2 separate regions of the Homo sapiens genome follow, and region 1 is linked to region 2. Evidence: chromatin contacts called from ENCODE Hi-C data. All regions are on one chromosome and are shown on one strand. Each heading gives the region's core, a stretch centred on a gene start or an enhancer-like site at or near the end of the contact. The rest is flanking DNA. Distances are from core to core; before and after follow the strand shown.

Region 1 (3,799 bases), core at 1,294-3,793, 550 kb after region 2:
AGAGGATATGTTCTAAAAAGAGAAAAGTGAAATTGTCAAGTGAAAAACAAGTTTATTTTATACCATAAAGGTTAGTCATAATCCATTTCAAGATGGAGTGGGCTATAGAAATTACCTAATTACAAATCCTTACTAGGTAGATTAGCAAATGCAGGGCTAAATCAATTAAGGTCTTATAGTTACTTACTTAGTGGTTCTGTGTTGGCACTTTCTTTTCAAAAATGGTTAAAACTAAGCATTATATTATAGGTTTCATGTGCCATCACTACAAAAATCATATTTGGTCTTGGCATTGCCAGGATCAGCGAAAATATACTTGGAGCTACTTTGCCAGTTCTAATTCTCAATTTCCACCTCTTAAGGTTGCCAGAGAATCATGGTTTCAGAGTATTTTTTTCCTTCTATTTTAATGTATTGGATTTTTATAACAGCTGAAATAATTATGCTGTCTGGGGCTACCTGGGAACTTAATATTCAGTTCATGAGATAAATTTCAGTTTCATGAGATAGCAATGACTATGTTCGACAACTCTGGAACCTGACTTCCTGGGTTCCAATTTCAGCACCTTGACTTTACTAGTTGGGAAACCTTGGGCAAGTTACTAAACGGTGCCTCTGTTTTCTCATCTGTAAATTGAGTTTGGGTAACAATGTAACTAATTTATAGAATTATTAAGAGAGAGAAATTAGGGCTTTTCTGGAGCATTGGAAGGGATAAATGTTAGCTGTTATTATCATGATGGAATTCCAAATAGCTTGAGCAGCTTTTCAATCAGTATTTTCCTTTTATTGGTCAGAAGAATGTTTGGTGAAATTTTCCCCAAGATTTCATAATAAAGACAATGATGGAGGTATAATTTTATTGGGATCTGGAAGATTTGGATATGTAAACACTGGCTGTAAGGGCCTTTCACATAGAGGAAATAATGTGAGTAAATTCTGATGGGAAGAAACCTGGGTTTGTCCCAAGAAGAGTGGTCATTTAATTTAACTGCAGTGTAAGGTGCTCCCTGGGGAGAAGTGGGAGGTTCAGTAGGAATGGAGACTTGAGGTTAGCCCATGGGGCCCTGAAATGACAGGCCAAGGAGTTTGGATTGGGGACCTTGAGTACCGAGATCCCCTTGATGGCAAGGTGGAGGGAGGAAGTATTAGAGAGGGTGAGATCAAGTCAGGGAGGCCAGTTGGGAGGCTGTTGAATTAGTAGGAATAGAAATGTGGAGGATGTAGTATTGATAAGACTTCAGAGTTGATGGTGGGAGGGGAGCTGGTCTCAAGCATGGCTAAGTACTGTTAACAGAAATAGGGAACTCTGGAGAAGGGGCGAGTTTGGGATAGAGGAATATGATTTCAGTTTCATGAACATCAAGTTTGAAGTACAGATGGGACAACCCAAGAGAAGTGTTCCTCTGATAGAAATTCAGAACTGGATGCCAAGCAGAGTTCAATATTAGAGATAAATTCAGAGAGTCGTTTCCAGATGTGTTAGTGTTAACGACATGGAATATATGCAGTTCCCTGAAACTGGGCCTGGAGACTCAAAAAAGACCCCTCAATCCTTGGCTTGTGGTAGCTAAGGGAAGAGCTATAAAATGCTGGACTGGAGGGATGCGGTTCAGCTGCTGTGCTGGAGGCACTGGGTAAGGTGCTCAGAGCTGCCCTGTGCATGTCCTCCAGTGCCGTTCTCTCCAGTTTTTAAGCCTGTTCATAAACCAGAGAAGGAACTTCTTTTTCCCTTTCCCCCATCACATACTGATGGGCAGTGACTCTCAGGTTTCCTTTAATACTGGGCAGAGAATTAGGCTCAAATTATGAAATGTAAAAACTGTATTATAAAATTTACATATTCTATATTACAGTGTTAGAAGACAGACTCTAAAGATACAACTTTAAATTTCAAAAATGTCAAGACCAAACTGTTTTATAACCCTTCATTTTGTATGTGGTTTTCAATGGGTATAAAAATACTTAGTGGGTGTGTGGGTGGCTTCTCGTGTTTTGGAAACGGTGAGAATATGAGATGCTGAGCTTTGGGTTCTGGGATGAGAGCTATAATTACTAACTCTGATTCTTTCCCAGGATTGGTTCATAGGTGGATATCTGGTATCTAAAAACCCAGCGATCCAGAATCCAGAGCAATAAACCATTCTCCCCTCCCCCTGAAATTAACAGAATTATGTGGCGGTGGAGAGAGGGAATGTGGGATGATAGTTCTGCCCTGCGTTGTCTCTTTCATACCGTTCACGAACGGTTGAAGTCAGTGATGTAGCAGAAATGAAGGCTGGTGCCATGGCTTCTCCTAGCCTGATACACAACAGCTACTGCACAGCTAGGTGGAAAGAGTTCTAAAAATAACCCAGGACTCATTTCAAACCCTCCTCCCCCAAGTCTTGGCGGATGTGGTAAACACCTTAAAAACACCTGCTGTCTGAACCTTTGAGGTATCTAAAGAGGAAGGGGCAGGTACAAGGATTGGGGCTGGAAGAAGTACAGTATTGTTGGAAGGCTTGCCCAGCTACAAGGACTGCTGCCCACTGGGGCCTGCCCTCGAAGCTGTTTGGTGAGCTGCCTACCATGCCATCCTGGTCAAGGATAAGTGCCTACTCTTGAGTCTCATATTCACTGTTGGCAGGTTTCAAGGAAACTATTCATAGACTAGACATCTGTTGTCTGTCCCATTGACCTCAAATCTGCAGCTGCCACCATGGTATTCAGGCAGTGTGGTGGCTTTTAGTCTTATTTCACAGAATCAGAATTTTAGAGCTGATATGGACTTTAGACATTTTATTATTAATAAAACCATTGAAGTCCTTTAAAATCACTGCATTTCTGGAGTCACATTTCTGTGCCTATATAGTGACCACAAACATTTGAAATGGGGTCTTAGTCCTTGCTTGTTAAAAGAAATCACCCTCTTGATTATGTAACATAAAAATAGGATGATGAAAACCAGTCTTTTGAAAACATTGACTAAGTGATCCTGTACAAAGCTTTTTTTTTTTTTTTTTTTTTTTTTTTTAAATAAAATGGAACATTGAAGCTGGGAGTGGTGGCACATGCCTGTAGTCACAGCTACTTGGGAGGCTGAAGCTGGCTGAGCCCAGGAGTTTGAAGCTGCAGTGAGCTATGATCACACCACTGCACTCCAGCCTGAGTGACAGTGCAACCCTGTCTCTAAAAAAAAAAAAAAATGGCTGGGTGTGGTGGCTCATGCCTGTAATCCCAGCACTTTGGGAGGCCGACGCGGGCAGATCACGAGGTCAGGAGTTCAAGACCAGCCTGGCTAACATGGTGAAACCCTGTCTCTACTAAACATACAAAAATTAGCTGGGCGTGGTGGCGCGTGCCTATAATCCCAGCTACTCGGGAGGCTGAGGCACTAGAATCACTTGAACCTAGGAGGCAGAGGTTGCAGTGAGCTGAGATCGTGCCACTACACTCCAACCTGGCGACAGAGTGAGACTCCATCTCAAAAAATAAATAATAAAAATAAAAATAATAAATAATAAAAATAAAAATGGAGCTTTGAGGATCATTTTCTCACCTGGACTCCAGTATTTTGAATATAAAGTTCATTGACAACACAGCCAGAACACTAGGAGTCCTGTCTCCAAGGAGAAGACTTTCAGTGTCTAATTTCTGAAATTGCAAACCATAACCATGATATTATAACTGAGGGACTGTAGCTGATCTCTGCATCTTGAGAAAAAAAGGTTTCACAGATTATCTCCAACACCCACGGGATGCATTCAAAGTTGTGGGGGCAGCCAGTACCATTTTATATAACAGCATAAATCACCCA
Region 2 (3,842 bases), core at 1,018-3,517:
GTATTCTAAAGATCTCAAAATTTAAAAATCATTGTGACATGAATTTGAAGTCAAAACCCAGGCAATTTAAGTGGAAATAAGCATTCTTCAGGTTAGTCAAAGTGCTTAGCACTTTGTATATTAAAGTGTATCCTGAGCCACACATTTGCTAGAAGGTAAGAAGAAAAATTGGACTCTAGAATCAATTGCCTTTCTCTTTTCCTTTGAAAAGTTAAAATTTTTAATGAAAGAAGTTGTGTGGGTACAATGTAAGCTTTTATCATCTTGCATGTGTCCTCTGAGAGGTTCACATTTTTGAGGCCTTGTCTCATGGAAACTGGGAAATGAGCTTCTGGAATTCAGACCCAGGATCTGGCTGCATTCCAGAAATAAATATACATGTTGGGCGTTGAGATAGACAATTAAAAGAATAGGAGAGTGTGCAAACTTTTGAGAATGAGAAGGCAGAAAATAGACTCTTTTCTCTCATGCTTTGCTTTTGCTTTTGTTTATTTTTTATATTTTTACTTTTGAGTATCAGCTAGTGAGTAGCAGGGCAAAAACAAGGCAGCCATTGATCTAAGTGTAAGGCAGCAGGAGGAAGGTTAAGAGAATGAGTGTTATTCTTTAGGACTACATTCATAGTTGCATGGTGTTGCTCTTGGCTCAAAGTCTACAATTAAATCAGTTGTTGGCACTCCCTTGAAAGCATTACTATCACAGTTTCCCCTACATATGTAAGTCAATAAATTTGACCTTTAAGAAGGACAGTTGGTGTAGACCCCCTCCACTGGGCCAACACATATTGCAAATTTCTGAACTCAGGCCCTGCAAAGTACTACTGCCACCTTGCTTCTTTAACAGAGAAGGCAAAATAAACAGAGGAGGATTCCATGGTATAAAAAAGAAAAAAATACATTATTTATATTTAAATAAATAAAATTATTTATAGAGCATTATTTATATGTGTCAGTCTGCTGTGGGTCAGGTACTATGTTAGATTCTTTTATTTATTATTTTGTGGAATGAGATTTGTTTTTATATATGAGGAAAGAGGTTTTTCATAAAAGATGGAGCCAAGATTTAAAGCTAACTCATTTCATTCATTAGTTATCATATTTAGTCAACACATCATTTATTGAGTGCCTAAAATCTGACAGCACTGGGAAACAACAGAAGATGAGGTCACTGCACCCTAAAGGAGCATGTTCTCGTTTTTTCTTCTTATACCACTGCAACTGACCCGTCCACATTTCCTCACCTTCATTTCTGTGTGCATTGGCTGGACTTCCAGCTGTCAGCATCTGCAATTCTTTGCTTGGAAGCCCTTTGCCACAGTAATGACACCAAGAGCAACCCTCCATGACCAACTGGAGTTGGTACGTAAGCAGCTTAGTTCTTTCATCTCTCAGATGGGATGACTCTAAGGTGTATGTTTTCCACTAGCACCTAGAATTTCTTCAGAATCCAACTCCAGTTGCCCACAGTTGTAGCTGGCTTGATCAAACATCTATGTCAGCTGCCTTCCCTTTTCTACCTCATGTTCCCACTTCCTTGTCAGCTTTCTTTACCCCCAGGTAAACTACTTGCATTTGAAGTCTTGTCTCAGGGTCTGTTTCTGAGGAAATCCAAACTAAGATGACCACCATTTAGAGAATGCTTACTAAGGGATAGCCAGACCCTAAAGACTAATGTAGATCTATCTGTTTCCAAAATCTGTGATCTTTGGAGCATTGCACTGTACTATGGAATTCAAGCGGAAGGAATCCCATAGAATCTTACACTTAATCTTTTCTTGGGTACTAAGGAAAGTGGAAATCCATCCCTAGACAGGATATTTTGTAGTTCTCTCTTTCGGTCTTCACCCTCTCATGGGATGGGTGTGTTTTCTCTTTTCTCCACAGAATTGACTGAAAAGTCTCATTCTGCTTTTATCATCACTTCATTTCTCTGAATGAATCAAGCATCTCTGAATGAAATCAAGATTTTCTCCCTCCCGTCTGAGAGTAGGATCCACTCTCTTGTTCTATAGGTTCTCTTTTGTTCTATAGGTTAAGGGTTAAGGAAAATGTGACCCCCTTGAACAGAATAGATAGAGAAAATTATTCATTTGGGGATCTCTGAGGAGAGAAATTCTTTTCTAGAATTTTATTTATATTGCTTCTTTTCTTACTCAACTTATACTACAACATAGACTAAAAAGAAAAGTGGATACATAACTGTTTTTTTAAGTCCAGAATATTTGACAATATAATGTGGTAATGGTGTGAAGTTTTACACCTAAGCAGGCAATAGAATATGACACAGTTTCCGACCTACCCTGCCCTTGAAATAACAGAATAACTTTTTAACACTAACATGCGTTTCCTTGAATAACTTGTACCTCTGCCAAATTCCACACAAGAAGCTTCTTTTCTTCAGGGGCTGCTTCCCCACAATGTGAATATTCTTTGACTCACTATGTTGTCCATTTCCAATTTCCTTGTTTTTTGCTTGAGTTCACTGAAGACTGACAAACAGTAGCTTCACGTGACAGCCATTAGTCTGCTTTAAACCTCAGCTTGATCTTGAATGGATAGAATAATGAATAGATTTTGTGTCATATAATTCATGTTGTCAGTTATATGAAATTGGCAGTTAAAGAGAAACTAAATATGCTTCCAGTCCTCTCTTTTCTAAATTCATATTTGAATATAATAATGTGAAAGGCATTGTTCCTTCTTTTAGTTAAAGCATTTTTGTAGCAGTCTGAACTGTGAATAATAGAGAAACATATGCTCTATTAAAAAATAGAAGGTGAGGAAGATAAGTGTTTTACTCTTTGTATTAAGAATTAACAAGTGGTTTTAAAAATTGAGCTTGTATGTGTGTGTGAGCACAGGGAGGGGTATTTCATCATAATGAGGGAGGCCTTGGCAACTTAGTGTTCGTTTTAACTCCATTGATTGCCGAACACATTCATGCCTGCTCTAGCTCCAGGGAGGCTGTGGAACAGGAAATAAGAGATTCAAAAAGCAGCACAGAAGAAAATCATCTCCTCTCCTTCCATCTCCCAAGCAGAGAAAAATATGCTTTCTTTTTTGTCAAAATTGCTTGGTTTGTCCTATTATGCTGTCATTTCAGAGAGATTAAAAGTATACTTTTTCATACATTGCAAGTGGGAATGTAAAATGGTGCAGCCACTTTGGAGAAACAGATGGCCATTTCTTAAAATATTAAACATAGAGTTACCATATCACCCAACAGTTCTACTCTGAAGTATATACCCAGCAGAAATAAAAACATATATCTGTACAGAGACTCATACTCAAATGTTCATAGCCTCATTGTTCACAATTTTTCATAAATAGAAAAAATCCAAATGCCCATCAACTGAATAAACAAAATGTGGTATAGCCATATAATGGAATACTATTTGGCAATAAGAAGGAACTGAGTTACAACATGTATGAACTTTGAAAATATTATGCTCAGTGAAAGACACCAGACACAAAGGAACATATTTAACTCCACATATATGAGATACCCAGAAAAGGCAATTCTAAAGGGACAGAAAGTAGATGAAAGATTGCCTAAGGCTATGGATAGGAATAGAGAGTGACTATAAATGGGTACAAGGTTTCTTTTTGAAATAATGGAAATGTTCTGAAACTAGGTGTTCTGAAAGTAGATAGTTGCCAACTCTGTAAATATAGTAAAAATCAATGAATCATAAAGAAAAACACTACTTCTATTCTGGTAACAAAAATTAGAAGAACAAAAAAAGACAGAAATTATAGTAAACCACAAAGTAAATTATTACCCACCATGTTAACCATTTAGTATTGATTTTTTTTTTTTTGAGATGGAGTTTAGATCTTTTG

Evidence for each region. Hi-C counts contacts between places; a loop is a spot of excess contacts on that map. Pooled maps may share reads with other maps.
Region 1: a map with no recorded cell type shows a loop between it and region 2 (6-fold over the local background). The contact joins two enhancer-like sites. A Hi-C loop is called at or near these places in 1 of 37 single-sample maps with no recorded cell type and 1 of 50 pooled maps.

Annotation. Positions count from the first base shown.
Region 1 is chr4:76,991,913-76,995,711 of GRCh38, forward strand. All of the region lies in intron 1 of SEPTIN11 (septin 11), which reads left to right. Among named protein-coding and RNA genes, the nearest start is that of SEPTIN11, 44 kb to the left of the region's middle. RefSeq lists an enhancer at 2,499-2,648. Within about 2 kb of position 2,544, at least 5 of the 41 ENCODE cell types and tissues checked have a DNase peak (open chromatin) inside an H3K27ac peak, as active enhancers do.
Region 2 is chr4:76,447,149-76,450,990 of GRCh38, forward strand. The region is part of intron 1 of SHROOM3 (shroom family member 3); the gene reads left to right. Among named protein-coding and RNA genes, the nearest start is that of SHROOM3, 14 kb to the left of the region's middle. Within about 2 kb of position 2,268, at least 3 of the 41 ENCODE cell types and tissues checked have a DNase peak (open chromatin) inside an H3K27ac peak, as active enhancers do.